Regions from separate parts of the Homo sapiens genome. Here region 1 is linked to region 2. Evidence: chromatin loops called from intact Hi-C (ENCODE). Cell type or tissue: gastrocnemius medialis. All regions are shown on one strand.

Region 1 (8,000 bases), 390 kb before region 2:
GGTGGGAGAAAGTTTTGGGGTATATTGTGTGTGTTGGGGGTACATTTCCCCGGCTGCCTTTTTCCACTGCTGCTGGTCCTCTGGTCAGGAAGCCTCCCTGTCCCGCACTGGTTCTGTTATTTGTTCTTGGATAGCATCAACTTGAGGATGAGACTTTATAGGCAACACATTAGCCTCAGTGTCTCCTCCTGGTTGTAGTCATTTCCCGGTTACATGGGTCAGTTTCTCCACCTTACTTGAGTGAATGCCTAGAAAGGCTATTTCAGCCTAGAGAATTTTTAGGGGAATGGAGAAGCTGAGGGTAACTCCTCAGCACCAACACTTGAACCCAATCAATACTTGATAGATTACTCCCAGCACACACAATACACCCAGAAATCTTCTCCCCAATCCACACCCAATTAAGTTTCAGCCAAGGTTAGAATTCAGTGGTTCCCTCTGTGTGTGTCCCCTTAGCTGTTGCTGTTCAGGTGCAAAGGTGTTCATTTCTTTGTCTACCCATGTGTAGTTGCCTGATATCCAACTAAACTGCATCAAAATATGGAACCCCTAGGTAGGCAAAAAAGATAATTAGAATACAGTAGTCCCCCCGCCCCCCTTATCTGTAGTTTCATTTTCTCTAGTTTTAGTTACTGTCCATCAGCTGTGGTCCAAAAATATTAAATGGAAAATTCCAGAAATAACTCCTAAGTTCTAAATTGCTCGCCATTTGATGAAATCTGCACTGTCCTTTGCCATCTCATCCGGGACATGAATCCTTACTTTGTCCAGCAGATTCACACTCCAGACACTCCCTGCCTATAAGTCACCTCTAGGTTTTCAGATTGACTGTTACTATGGCAGTGCTCAGGTTCTAGTCACCCTTTTTTGACTTAACTATGGCCCCAAAGCACAAAAGTAGTGAATCTGGCAATTCAGATATGCCAAAAGAAAGCCATGAAGTGCATCCTATAAGTTACAAGGGCAAAGTTCCCCACTTAAGAAAAGGCCAGGCCTGGTGGCTCATGCCTGTAATCCCAGCACTTTGGGAGGCCAAGGCGGGCGGATCACCTGAGGTCAAGAGATCGAGACCAGCCTGGCCAACATGGTGAAACCCCATCTCTACTAAAAATACAAAAATTAGCCAGACGTGGTGGTGGACGCCTGTAATCCCAGCTACTTGGGAGGCTGAGGCAGGAGAATTGCTTGAGTCTGAGAGGCGGAGGTTGCAGTGAGCCAAGATTGTGCCACTGCACTCCAGCCTCAGTGACAGAGCAAGCCTCCATCTCAAAAAAAAAAAAAGAAAAAAAAAAGAAAGATCATATGCTGAGGTTGCAGTATATTATAATTGTTCTATGTTACTCTTAGTTATTGTTGTCAGTCTCTCACTGTGCCTGATTTATGAACTAACTTTATCATAGGTATATATGCATAGGAAAAATCATAGCGTATATAGAATTTTGTGCTATCTGAGGTTTCAGGCATCTGCTGGAGATCTTAAAACCTATCCCTCTCTTAGAGTGAGTACTGTGATTATGTTTAAATAAATGAATGCATGCTTGCTTGTGGAAATATTTTTGTGTGTGGGGTATGTATATGTGTGTGTGTGTGTGTTGCATGTGGACATTTTAATGTGTGTGTATTATCCTAGCTGATGGTTTTCCTTTGGACATTTGGGTTCATTTTGTAGAAAGAAAATGCAGTTTTAGAATCAGGAAGCTGATTGGATGATTCCATCTGAATATATGTGTGTGTATAAATAAAATATATTATCAAAAGCCTGACTTGACTTGGGAACTGGGAAGTAGCAGCCTCAGGTCCTCCTAGGTTTATTGGAGTTACACTTATTAGTAAGTAGCCTAATCCTCTCTGCAAAGAGAGGAAGTACAGTTTTATGATAGAATCACGTGGGATGAGGATCATTGAACCAGAGAGAAACTGCTGCTGTTTGATTTCCACTGCAGGTCATCAGTATTTCTTGATCTAGAACAATGATAAAAAGTGTTCTGGTCTTTAAGCAAAACTCAGATTTAGGCTTTATCCTTAGAATCTGATCTTTAAAACTGGAAGCACAAGCTTTCCAGCTTTGAATTCACTCCATTTCAGAGATGAAGAAACCATTTCTCAAAGAGGTGTCTCTGTTGAGGTTTCACAGTGAACAAGTCAGGTCAGCTGAATCCAGGTCTAGTGTTATTTCCTGCAAATACATTTTATTTTTCATTTTTGCAGTAATCTTTAGATTAAACCCACTCCTATACTGTTGGATTAGTTAGGCACATGGACTGGGTGTATGTTTCCCAGATTTGAAGGTTGGTTCTCCATGTCATAGTTATTTGTTCTGGTTGCTTTTTTTTTTTTTTTTTTTTGAGACGGAGTCTCGCTCTGTGGCCCAGGCTGGAGTGCAGTGGCGGGATCTCGGCTCACTGCAAGCTCCGCCTCCCGGGTTCACGCCATTCTCCTGCCTCAGCCCCCCAAGTAGCTGGGACTACAGGCGCCCGCCACTACGCCCGGCTAATTTTTTGTATTTTTAGTAGAGACGGGGTTTCACCGTTTTAGCCGGGATGGTCTCGATCTCCTGACCTCGTGATCCGCCCGCCTCGGCCTTCCAAAGTGCTGGGATTACAGGCGTGAGCCACCGCGCCCGGCCCGGTTGCTATTTTTTCTCAGTTTTCTTATCTGTACAGTGGCGGTAGTTATTTCATAGAATCATACTGAGGACTAAATAAGTTATTTCTTGTAAATTACTTACATGAGTACCCAGCATAAGTGTTAGCTATAATAATTATTATGTTATTAATGATTATGTCATTATTATGTATTGTTGATAGTAATATAATAATATATTGCTTTTTAGACACTTTAGTTAGCTATCCAGCATATGACAATAAAAAGGTGGCTCTATTGAAGAGAAGGATTCCATAATTTTCTTGTGAAATTAGCGCCATAAATCATTGAACATCTTGCTTCAGTTTTGTGTGAATTATTTGGATTGACTAAGTACTCTTGGTACTGGGCTGAGTTACCATCTGCTGTGTTTTGCTTCCATAGGTCAGGCTTATTCTCCTAGGGAATGGTGAGGTGGAAAAAAATGCCAATAACCTAACCCCAAAATGTATCCTAACTGTCTTGTTCACATTTATAGGACAGTTTTATTGCTGTAGGTAAGACGGATAACTGGGCACTATTCCAGCATCTTGGCAGTTTTCCTTTTTTCAAGGTACTAATATTAGGATTAGCATGTTGTTTTAAAGCCATTGCCTTTCTGCACCTTATAATTGCTTGTTCTTGGGGGAGGCTTGGAACATTTGAATTACGGTTTTTCTGCCAAATATGGGAGAGGTTGTCTGTTTTGTTTTAATACTTCGATTGGTTTTTAAAGTTGGTACTACAGTCCATTTTGCCAACAGACAACACAAATTAGAGGCAGTGTGGGCACACTGTGTATGGGGCAGATGCAGAGAGGGGCAGCGAATATGCATGAGCGAGAATGTTATAGCTCTGTCAGTTTTTGTATGTGTGCCTCAGTTTATTTTTGGTATTGATACCAATGTTCGGCAATACAGTGATTTGCCTCCTCTATTTTGTTTCTAAATCAAAGCCTTGGCAGATTAAAATGACTAGGAAAAGATTAAATTGTTAATGGTATAATCATATTTTTCTCTAAAGCATTGAAGAATTACAGTGTCTATACTTATTAGCATGTGATAACTTTAGTGATTGAAATGTTTAGCTAGTTTTACTCAAATATTAGTAGGATTTCTAATTTTCATAGGAGAGCCTAGTGCCACAAAAGTTACTGGTAACTAGCACTCTTCAGTTTTCATCTTCATGTAACTGTTGTGAGCATTCAAGGAAGGAGCTGGGAAATGGTTTAGTCTTCATAGATGCTCAACAGATGTGAGTTCTCTTTTCTCCCATGTATACGTTTCTTATCTTTTTGTAGAGTTCATGGGAGCAGCATTTATGGATTCAGACTTATATTGTTGACAATGTCCTTGCTACCTGATAGATGATCAGTAAGTGTTGCAGAACGAATACATATGAGAGCAGCAGAGATAGGAGTACATTAGGGCAATTAGAATAGATTCCTTTTTTTGTTTGTTTTTTGAGACAGAGTCTGTTGCCCAGGCTGGAGTGAGGTGGATCGGTCTCACTGCAACTTCTGCCTCCTGGGTTCAAGCGATTCTTGTGCCTCAGCCTCCTCAGTAGCGGGACTACAGGCATGTGCCACCACACCTGGCTAATTTTTATATTTTTAGTAGAGATGGAGTTTCATCACGTTGGCCAGGCTGGTCTCGAATTCCTGGCCTCAAGTGATCCGTCCACCTCGGCCTCCCAAAGTGCTGGGATTACAGGTATGAGCCACAGTGCCCGGCCATTAGAATAGATTTCAAAGAAAAGTTGACTGTGCCAATCTCTGCTCCCTCCTGTATGTTGTTAAGTCTACAGGGCCATATTGCCTAAAGAAACGGAGTTCCCCAAGAATGTGTTAGGAATAACAAAAATTCTGTACTTTGACCTGAAAATTGCGGTTCTTGAGCTGGTTATTTTTCTAGGTATTGTTGGAAGTTATGAGTCAGAGTTAGGTACTTATTCGTGGATAACACAAGGACTTCTGTCAGAGATCTGGATGCTGTCAGTAGAATCTCTGTTTACCCTCTTGGGCTCAGTTTATTCATCTATTCTATGAGGAGGAGTATGCCTGTTTGGCCTTCCTCTTAGGTTGCTTTTGAGAATGAATGAAATAATATGTGAAAATTCTGTTCATAAGTGTAGAAGATGGCTAGTGATGATGATGATGATGATGATGAAATTGATGATGCCCAAAATATGGAGAATCTAGACTGAATTTATGGCTTTCTAACTTCGAATTTTCGGCTTTCTAACTTCGAATTTTCAGGAATGCATGATGATAGAATGTTTTTATTTCTGATATCCACTGCATTGTTTCTATAGACCTTCAAAGTTTGACACAAATAACTAAATTATTTTGTTTTGTTGGTGAGGATCACTTTTATTTTAGCGGTGTATCCTGTTAAAATAACCTTGCATGAGGATTCTCAAAGTTATACTAATGTTGCACTAGTAACTAAGGCAGTTCCAAAAAGAGACATTTAGAATGAATAAGGATAAATCAAAAGTAATTCATATCCATTGGTAAGGAGGTGGCACATACCAAGTGTCAACTGTAGATATTTTAGAAATTGAAGTGTTACCATGGAATCAAAGTATTCCACTGTAAGGTTGAATATCTCAGGATACCTACTTTAAGTCGTCGATTAAGATGAAGTTAATATTCATTTTACATATCCTGCTTGAAACCTCTTATGCTGTGAAATTTTCCTGTCTATTAAGAATAGTTTTAGAAAAATGAATTAGCTAATTCCTTAACTTGTATGTAACTTGAATATAAGTTCCTTTCCTTAACTTGTGTGAAAATCAGTTCTCCTTTGTGAAGAGCATGAGAGATACCTCAATAAAATAGTAATTTTATATTGACATCGGTTGCAGTTTCAAAGTCAGAGTTTTACACTTATGTGCCCCTATATTGTCTAGCTTTGTAATCCCCACTTTAAAAGGCATCCCAAAATAGCAACAGAAGAATAAATTGTGACTTGGGTGTATTAGATTTGTATGATCTTGTTTATTGAGCTGCTTTGTTATGTAGTTACCAAGGATGATGTAAGCTTCTCATCCAAGTTTTCCTTTACTATGCTGCATTGTCCTTTAAATGTCATGAGAATACAAATATTTTCAAGGTAGCAGTGAGGAACAATCTAGATGAGATGACCAAAAGGACCTCTCATATGAAACTGCAGTGAGCAAAGGTTTATTGGTCTTTGGATCTCTAAATAGAGTGACTTTAGATATCTAAATTTAGTGAAAACCAGAATTCAGTGACTTTAGATTTCAGACCATAAGGGGTTGTAACACCTACTCCTTTTCTCTGTAATGAAGAAAAATGACCACAACAATGTGGTGGATATCAGAAATAGAAACTTTTCATCGTCATGCATTCCTGGAAATTCCAGGTTAGAAAGGCATAAAAGAGAGAGAAAACCTGTCATAGTTAGTATATCTACCTTGGTTAGTGTTTTTCACTTAGGGGATTGCAAATTCATATGAGAATTGCTGAGAGAAACAATTAATTTAGAACAAATATTCTCCTTCCATTGTTACAGCCTGTAAAATGTTACTTCTGAGTTGCTACTTATCTATCACCATTTCTCTTTCTCCACTTCATTGTTAGTGTTTGTATGATTAGGGTGGGCGGGGGTCTTCTGGATGGGGTTGCTCACACTCCACAAAGCCTTTTCCCTCTTCTGTTGAAAGAAGACACAGCTGAAATCAGTCTCTTTGCCTTTTCATGATATGGGGATGCGGTGGAATCAAAGCAGGCAGGATGAAAGCCCAAAAGCTTCCTGTTTCCAGCTGTTTTCTTCAGCGAAGGTTTTTTTTTTTTCTCCCAAAGATGATGCTTCCTTTCAAGGGGTTTTTAATCTGCTAACTGTTTCCTCAGTTTATTTCACTACAGTAAAATGTGTTCCCTTTAGGTCATATCTGTCTCTTTTAAAACCCAACCTGTCCTTTTCAGCCGTGTTAGTTGCTACTCAAAAGAACAAACGTGATTTATAAAAGTCCTTTTAATGAGGTACAAAGACCAATAAACCTTTGCCACTAGAGTTTCATCTTTTCAGTTGCTTTATTTTCATTTATGAAAAATTTGAGATGTCAAAAAGCCATTGAGAACACTATTGATTTGACCATTTAATATTTGTAAACAAAGCCGTTAAAAATAAAATATATTGTTATGGCCTTAAGGTTGGTTGTGGTTTTTTTTTCCCTTCCGAATGCAGTATAATCATATGTAATTTGTTTAATGTAAATTCTTTAAAATTAAGGCACTGGAAACTGCATAAATGCTAAAATGAATACTAAGAGTGGCTTGATTTATTAAGTGATAATGTGCATGAAAATATGGCTTTTTTGCACTGATGTTTATTGCTTCACTTTTTGCATTGATGTTGTTTTGGAATTTACATTTCTAAATTCTGCATCCTCTAGGGATAAATGAAATATAAAAATGAATTCTTTTAATCACTCATTAAACATTAACTAGACCTTTCACCCATTTCCTAGATCTTCCAGGGTTCTCAGTAATAATCATCATCATTATACATTGATTTATAAAGGAATATCAGAGTGAGTCAGAATTTTTCTGTTTCTTTATCACTTGTCTTTCCCCAAATATCCATACTGACCTAAACGTAGGAGAATTTATCAGCAAGAAGGTTCACATTGCTGCCCTGTTATTTGAGCTCATTCTTTGTGATATAATGAAGCCAGTGGCATATGGGGGAGAACCACCTCATTTCATTTTCACTTTAATGCTAACTCTAACATATGCTTTTGAATTGAAGTGGGGTCCCAAATGCCAATATATGTTAAAAGAATTAAACACTTTGAAAAAAGAGAAAGTTTTCCCTTATTTACTCCTGTTGCCCACTCTCTTGAGGGTGAGAGGCTGATAGCGCTTAAAAACATGAGCATGCCTATTTTATCTGTACTGTTTAATAGAGAGCTATGAAAAAAATGGCAATTAACATATTCAGACAGAAAATCATCCTGGCTGAATGACTCATTAAATAGTCGTATAAACAGGATGTGCCGAAATGAACTGGTTCAGAATTTAGTTCCATTGGTCTTTTCAGCACACACTGCTCATTATCAGCACTTTAAGAAGCAGACTTGTGGGTGCTTAGAGGACACTTAAATTTCTTTTCTCTTTATTTTTTTCTTAAATACTTCTCCCCTCCTCCACTCCTTTCCCCTGCTATTCCTAATTCTTTGCAGGCTAAGATTACTCGTCTAAACATGAAACATTCTGTTGGCAATCGAGTTAGGGGTAAGAGCTTCTGACTTTCATCCAGGTCGGTGGTCCTAACCCCAGATGACAATCAAAATGTATTTGAAGATTTTTTTTTTTGGAGACAAAGTCTCCCTCTGTCGCCCAGGCTGGA
Region 2 (8,000 bases):
GGGTCTACCATGAAGTGTTGGCCAGGGCCGTGAGGACTCAACTGGGGTGAATCTACTTCCCAGCTCATTCCCACAGCTGACCTCGGGGCCCTTGGACTGGCAGTTCCTTGCCTCATGGGTCTCTTCCCAGGGCTGTTCACAACATATGAGTTGTTGTTCCCTAGAGGAACTTCCCCTAGAGGGAAGGCTCAGAGAAAGGAGGCGGGGAAGGCAGGCAAGACAGAAACCAAAGTTTCTTTGGAACCTTATCTGGAAAGTGCCATACTATCACATTTGCTATTTTCCACTTGTTAAAAACATGTCACTGGTTCCAGCCCACACTCGAGGAATGTGACTCTACAGAGGTGTGTATATTAGGAGTCTGGGGTCCTTGAGGGTCATCACAGAGGCTGCCTACCACATATACTAATTTCATTAAGGTCTTTTTAATTATTTCTTTGTGCAATGAGGGTTCAAACTCCCTGGCCTTGAGTAGCAAAGGAAGATGTCACAGCCACAGTAAAAGCATTAGGACGTGTCTTTATGAGTACTCAAGAGGAAAGAAAAAGAGAAGAAATAAAGTATGCATGTTGCAAGGTGGAAGGGATGGGGAAGAGAAAAAGAGAGACAAACGAAGAATTATGGAGGCATTTTTCTAGAATTATATGTCTTCCTTTGGAAGAAAGGAAGCAGACTGAAAGCTTCCTGAAAGAGATATGGCCAGTGGACTCCTAAAAGTCCTCTTGTTCCTGCTCATTCCTCAGTTCTCTGGGTTAGAAAGTGTCTCACGTTCTCCACTCATTCATACATGTTTGACTATTATTGATCTATTATTACCAAAGTAATTGGCTGAAATTTTATAATTTTGGCTGTCCACTTGCCAAAAAAAAGGAAAAAAAAAAAAAGATGAACAATCAGCCCCATACCAAGTACTAAAGGGGATACAATTGTATAATATATCTCCTGCCTTTGAAGATCTTATATTCCAATTAAGGAAATAAGACAAACATATGGAAACAGTTATGTTAAAATTAAAGATTTAAATAACAGTTTAAGGTAAGAGTAGAATGTTGTAAGGCAGCATGTGATTAATTACCAGACAAATTATATAGAATTCGTTACTATTGGAATCCAAGGGAGAGACTGATCATTGTGAGCAAGGTGATTGGGGAACATATTGTGAAGAAAATGATAAGGATCTGGAAAGGGAGAGTAAAGTAAGGGCATTCCAGGTGGATGGGATGGCATGAGTAAAAATAAGAAGGGAGGACAGGTGTTTTGGGGGAACAATGAGTTAACCAGTTTGGAGAGTGGGTTTTTGGAGGCGAGTAGTCTGAAATGAGGTAAATGGTAAGTCAGACAGCCATGCAGGAACAGGTTGAGTTTAATTATCTAACCTGTGCTTGGTCCCTGAGGCAGATGGCTCACCAACAAACATGCTTGAATTACCCTCTATTAGAATTTTCAAAAAGGGGTAAGTTCCAGGTTGATTCACTGAACATCTTGGGCTCCCATCCCGTGCCTGTCTTTTAATAGCAATTGGTGGCAAATGGAAACGGTACCTGTGCTTTGTCTCCATAGCAGCAACTCACAAAAGCCTTGATGGCACCCAACTGAAAGAGCCTGAATTGTTGTCACCCCCCACTGAAAGACGAGGAGGCAATACAGGGAAGGAACGTGGCTGTTTCAGGAGGCTGTGGGATTAGGGAGACAGGTATGCTGGGCACCAGGAGATCCCAACCGAAGTAGAGTTGCAAAGAGGATTCAGGGTATCAAATCATAAAGCATTCAAGTTAAGACAGCAGGAAAAGATGACACTGAGCCTGCCTTCTTCACATTCTGAGAACTTGGAACCATGGAGAAGGGTCATAGAACCTTCAGAGAAGACCTAAAGAAACCCCTAAGTAGATGTGACATCTAATTCAACACCACCCCCTCCAACTTCCTAACTTTTACGTTACTCAATCTCTCTAAATTCCATCTGCTCATCTATCAAATAGCTATAACAGTATTACTCACTATATCCATGACATTGTTTTGGAAATTCAATGAGTCCACACGTGTCAAAGATTTCAAAGTGCCTCCCAAAAAGTTCTCATAACTCTTAGGTACTGCTTTTGTTGCTGCTATTGTCAATCTGTTCTTCCTGGCATCTCCATATCTTTGATAGTCATAAAAGCACATAACCACATAAGGTGGTAAAATCATAGTTTTCTCTTAGATGTAGGTCTCTTTGAAAGGCTTGGAATGACCCAAGGAAGGCTTAACATTAGAATGTCTCTGGGTTTTAGAATGTTTCTCACTCCCTCTTTCCTACTCCCTCTCCTGTCTCTGTCTCTTCCCTCCCTTCAGTAAGCCACATAGTCAATGCCTTCTCTGTGCCAGGCACTTTGCAAAATACTTCTAGCATTTCTAGGCTCTGGATATGCAGATTTGGGCAAGGCCAGTAATTAATTTTTGGCTTCTGAAAGGTAAGTGATCATGTTCAGGTGTGGATTCAGATAAAGTAAGTTAGTAGGGTCTCTCAGTAGAGGAAAAAATGGGAGATTTCATCTTAAGAAGGAAGAGGATGAAAATGTGAACCCAACATGTGCTGTTTGGGAATAGATTCCAGTGGTGTGTCTGGAGCAGCAGGGGGGCATCTGTGGGTGTCCACAGGCAGCTGGCCAGCAGGCAGACAGCACAGGGCTCAGAACCAAGGCCTCCTGGTGCAGGGAAGGTATGCAGACAGCACCTGGGGCCCCATTTCTGTACCTGGCCTGGCTTCCCAATCCCATCAGCTGCTAAATTATGGGGAGGAGAGTACCATGAAGGCAACAGAACTCATCTTCTTTTAATTATTATTCTATGGTAGTATGGTCATGACTTGTATTTAATATCTTCTGGCTGGCAACAATGTACTGAATGCTCTGCAGACCACAGCATTAAGCATGGCTGGCCATTGGCTGTTATGCTATGGGCTGACATCTTAATTCTACAGACATGAGATGCTTGGGGAAGAAAAGGAAGGCTCCTATGGCACCAGGGCAAATAGCAAGATGGTAGCTCCTTGGTCCCAGACTTGGAGTCCTTGACCTCAGCCTCTGTCCAGAGGACCCTTCCCACAGTTGCACAGCAGGACACTGATTTATGATACTTCAAGAGGTGTTTTCAAAATGAGTGGGCACAGAAAAAGTATCTAAAAGAGTTTAAGATATTAATTTATTTCAGATATCCAGGATACTCAGGAAGACTGCAGTGAGAAGGGATCCCACAACAAATTATGACCAAAAATAGCTAAGAATATTGCATTTCCAATTTGCCAGTATGCTAGTGGCGTAGGAGGCTAAAGGCTGGTATGAGCTCAGCCCGGGCTTTTGCCTGCATTGTCGGCATCCCAAATTAGCAACAAGTGTCATCAAATATATGAACTGGGAGGAATTCCAAAGGAACCAAATCATTGCTCTCCAAATAGATGGAGAGAGGATGTAGTGAGGGGTCAGAAGTGGAGAGGACAGGCACAGGAAACGTTTGTGGTGTCATTTCTGTCCCCGGACAGGATGCCGGAAGGAGAGAGGTCAAAGCAACAGGAAGTCTAGCATCACGGTACAAAACGTTATCAAGACTGATGGGATTTTAATTGTTTCATTCTTTGGGGCAAATGCTGTGTGATCACTTAGCCATCGAATCTCTATTGTGTTATGTTTTGTAAAATTTATTTTTAATTTAAAGTCAATATAGGAAAGGTTGAACAAACAAAGGTAGAGGTGGGAGTGCAGTGGGGGAAGAGCTTGTTAAAGTAAACGATCCAAAAACTACAAAAATGCTGGAGGACTTTTGTGCAGGTCTCTCCCAAGCTGCATTTCCCACTGGACATCTGGATTATAATTCAGAGTACCAGTTTCTGGCTTTTGGCCCTACTCAGATCCTCTGAGTTTCCAGTCTTACCTAAGTAATCCTCCCTAGAGGAGTTTATGTGATAAACTCTATCCACTCCCCTGGAGGTGTATGTATCAGAAAGTCCTTTGAGTAGGCCACAGAGAGAGAATATAAACTCCTGCACCTCCTGGGCTGCCTGAAGTTCCCCTCAATCACACAATTCCTGCTGCTTTGGCTGTTGGTTAGCATGACAAAAGCAACTCTTCAACTTAGGCTACTCTCTTCTAAAGGCTAAGGGACAATTGATAGCATCATCCCCTCAAATCTAGGAAGAAACTATGAAATGACATACCTCTTTAGAAAATGATTTGCCCATAGAAGATCTCAGTCTATATCCACGAGAGAGAAAGAGCTTAAGTGTCATTCAGATTTACATCTCTCCAAGTATGAGGGGTTGGGGGTTGGATAGTATAGCTCACAAACATGCCCTTGGAGTAAGGAAAGCTCTCAGCATTTGAAAGTGTTCTCCAGGCTGATGCAGTGTTGTGTTCCAGGTTCCTCTGAGTAGCTCCTAAACTCAATCTGAGTTCTTTGTAGCAACCTGCGTGGTGCCCAGGAGCTGCCCATTTGCCATTGGCCTGACTAGTTGGATTTTAGTTGCTGGACTCTAGTCCAGGGAACCTACTCTGAGCCACCCTCCATCTGAACTTCACTGTATTCATATTCTCCCATGATTTCAGGGCTATACTAAGACTGGGATAAAAACTGCTGAGTGCTGGCATGACACAAGATGGAAAATATGGGCTATCTCACATGGCTAGAATCCCCATACCCTCCCATAGGAAAACAGGTCTAGCCATTCAGCCCCAGAAGTATATCTTGGCCATTTTCTGAGAATAAGAAATATAAGGCTATTTAAACTGTATTTAGAATATCCCCAATCTTCAGATTAGATTGATGACAAAGATTTCAGAAAGAAATATCATTTGTTCATTCACTTATTAATTCAAAAAATACCTATTAGATACCTACCATGGGCAAGGCACTCTGCTGGATGCTGGGAAGATATGAGTTAAGAGGACAGACATTTGTCAGCTCCCATGGATAACACAGAATAAAGCAATAGAGCCATTCTTAATTGTGATATGCGCTGAGAAGATAACCAGCAAGGGACTGAGATGGACGGGATCTTTTAGCTGGGTGCTAAAGGCTTACTTGAAGAGTTGACATTATCCTGAAAAGAAGAGGGGTTTCTTTTTGAGAAAAAAAGGAGAGGAAAGGGAGAGACCATCAGTAGAGAGAGCAAAGAACATGTGCACAGCCTTGAGGTGAGGAAAAGCTTGTGTGCTCCAGGGGTGGAATGAGAGGAGCCCAGTGGGGCTAGAGGATTGTGACCCAGGGAAAGAGGAGTCAAGATTGGAAAGAGTCAAGGGCAAGATCAAGGATGGCCCTAAAAGCCAGAATGGGAAATTGTTTTACTCTGAATGTGGCAGGAAGCTAAAGAGTTGTGATTAGGGCTCATTAAATGAATGAAGGCGAGTGACATGATACAATTAATATTTTTTCATTTGTGCTTCTTCATTGAGAATAGATTGGAGAAGTGAGAAGAGGAGCAGAGAGACCAGCTGGGAGCTGCTGTAGTAACCCAGGTGAGGGAGATGGTGGTCTGGACCAGTGCTTCGCATGGAGGTGGACAGAAGTGATATAACTGATTTAAGTCAACCAGCTGCTTGATCCAAATAATGCCAAATGAGTTTATTGCCATCTCTTCATATTTTACAACCAGATCACTTCTGCATAAAACCACATGGAAGAATAAGAAGGGAAAAACAATCAAGCAATAAACTGTTCATCTGAAAATAGTTAAATTCTCCAACAGTTGATTTTAAAATATTTTCCTAAAATCTATTAAGATTTGTTCAAAGTAATTCTTCTATGGAGGCACATCTCTGGACTGAAACAACCAGCCTTTGCCTTTGGTGTGGTCCTGTTTCAGTCAAAATGGCTAACAGGCTATGAAGAAAATCAAATTCCAAGTTACTCAAATGTGGAGAAAATCTGGAGGTCTGGTATGGGCATCTTTTCAAAATGTTTTAATTACACATTGATTTACAAATGACATTGTCTAGTATGGTAGTTTTAAAAAAATCATCATTTTTAAACATCTGCCAAATTTTAAATGGTAGTTTTTCATGAAAGTACAAAGAAAACTTCATCCACGATCACGAAATTTTCCAACTCATATATCCTGATCAAAACAAAGACTTTCTATGGACAATTGTTGAACCACGCCTGACCTTGGACCCTGTGCTATCTACTCTTCTCAGTGTCATTCTCTATCTAGTTTGGCTTTTCCAAGTTTAATCACTAAGATATTCAGATATTATTACAAAATATTATTACAAGCCCTTTAATTACCTTGATAATATTACTGGCAATATTAAAAACTTTTAGCAGTATCTTTCATGGTGTGTGCTTTGCCTGAAAAGGAAAGATATCTCTGATTAAAGTTTGAAACCATTAATAATATAGAACACCATACAAATGACACTTTTCCAAATTAGAAATTTTAAGATCAAAGATTATTTACGGGCTTATATTTGTATCTAATTTTAACATTTTTATGTAGAGAAGAGGTCTCGCTGTACTGCACAGGCCAATCTCAAACTCCTGACTTCAAGCTATCCTCCTGCCTCAATCTTTTATTTACTTTTAATGCTATTCTTTGTTCACTTTGCTGAGATATCTAGGTCAAAGCCTAAAGGCTATGTATTTTAATTTCAAGGCTGCATGTTTATATCCTCTCATACCACTAACATCCTGGCTAATGTCTTAATGACTAATTTTTTCCAGTTTTACCACGGAATTGTCTTGAAGTTGGTGCATATTTCACAGACTCCAATCTGAAGTGTGGATCACAGCATTTGTTAGAAACTAGTTGACTTTGACTCTTTTTCACTCTGAGATAGAATCTAATTGGACCTGTTATCTTGATTTTTATTGGTCAAAGCTTTCATTTCAGGCCTCCTAATAGGATGCTGACCAGCCAATGGAATGTTTGCCTTTGGTCAGGTGTTCACCCTCTGGTCCAATTAGCCGAGGCCAAAATGTAGTAGGGAATTGTAGCCAAAGAATGGATAAGGAATTTCCTAAGGCAGTCTTGCTCAGCAGGTGCTATGTCAGTTTTTAGAAGAGTTTGTGGTTGTGATAATTGCTCTAAGGGTTGGCCCATACTGCGTATGATCTAAGGATCTAAGAATAATTTATTACCAAAGTAGCAAAAGAACTTCTTGTAAATAACCTCTGACAAATATTTTTTATTGGCGTGTACCCTAAAGATAGCAGTACAGTGAAGCTCCAGTAACTGAAAAGATCCTGGATTGGTATTAAGAAATTAGAGTTAAAGGCTTATGTAACTGTCTTATAGATAATTTTAGGCAAAGCAGTCTTGAAATAAATTCTGCTAATCAGTTAAAGAAACAGTTGAATATTTTTTAATAGCAAGAGCACTAGTCTTAGAATCAGGAACCATGGGTTGGCTCTGAGACTCTCTGTCTCATCTTGGGGAAATCATTTCAGCTTTCTGGCCCCACCCGGTGTTTTCCCGGAGCCCATAAGATGAATGTTGTAATAGGCTACTTCTACTTCTAAAGCATCCTTGATCTGAAATTTGAGAAACAGAACTGAGAATCAAAATGAAATAAAAGCTTGAATAGATGTTAGGAGACCAAAAAAAAAAAAAAAGCCAGAGAGAAATTATTTATAGAGCATTCACTATGATATCCCGTGCGCTTTACACATGTTGACTTCTCATTCCTCAGAGAAAGGCTCTGAGGTTGTATCCAGTTTACAGTAGAAAACAGGTAAGATACCTTGCCCCAGCCATACAAACTGTAAACAGTGGAGTCAACCCAATTTTGTTTAGCGAAAAGAATAATAAAGTGCTTTCCATCATACCAAATTCTTCCTTAAATGCAGGGAGAAACAATGCTTATGGAAAAATAGAGGCAGGTAAAAAAAACAGTAATGTTTTACGAAGAAATAACAGCATTTTCACTAAATGATGTGGAGCTTGGGTTGAGAATGCTGATATATGACTCAGAATTCAAACCTTTTGCACTGATTGTTTTCACTTAGATTTTATGAAAGCTGTAGGTGTGTGA

Evidence for each region. Hi-C counts contacts between places; a loop is a spot of excess contacts. Peaks named below come from ENCODE experiments on the same cell type or tissue, not always from the same donor. Only the 100,000 strongest peaks of a DNase experiment are listed, where the experiment ranks them.
Region 1: it touches region 2 in a loop (5-fold over the local background); 2 of 110 quality-filtered maps call a loop at or near these places.

What each region holds. Positions count from the first base shown.
Region 1 is chr18:55,500,149-55,508,148 of GRCh38, reverse strand. The region is part of intron 3 of TCF4 (transcription factor 4); the gene reads left to right. Among named protein-coding and RNA genes, the nearest start is that of MIR4529, 25 kb to the right of the region's middle. In gastrocnemius medialis, no CTCF peak of the experiment used is centred here; no DNase peak of the experiment used is centred here; H3K27ac peaks cover 4,502 bases.
Region 2 is chr18:55,106,082-55,114,081 of GRCh38, reverse strand. LINC01929 (long intergenic non-protein coding RNA 1929) reads left to right here. Exons shown (of 3, transcript NR_110743.1): 3 at 5,429-8,000. Among named protein-coding and RNA genes, the nearest start is that of LINC01929, 14 kb to the left of the region's middle. In gastrocnemius medialis, no CTCF peak of the experiment used is centred here; a DNase peak (open chromatin) is centred at 3,495; H3K27ac peaks cover 2,878 bases.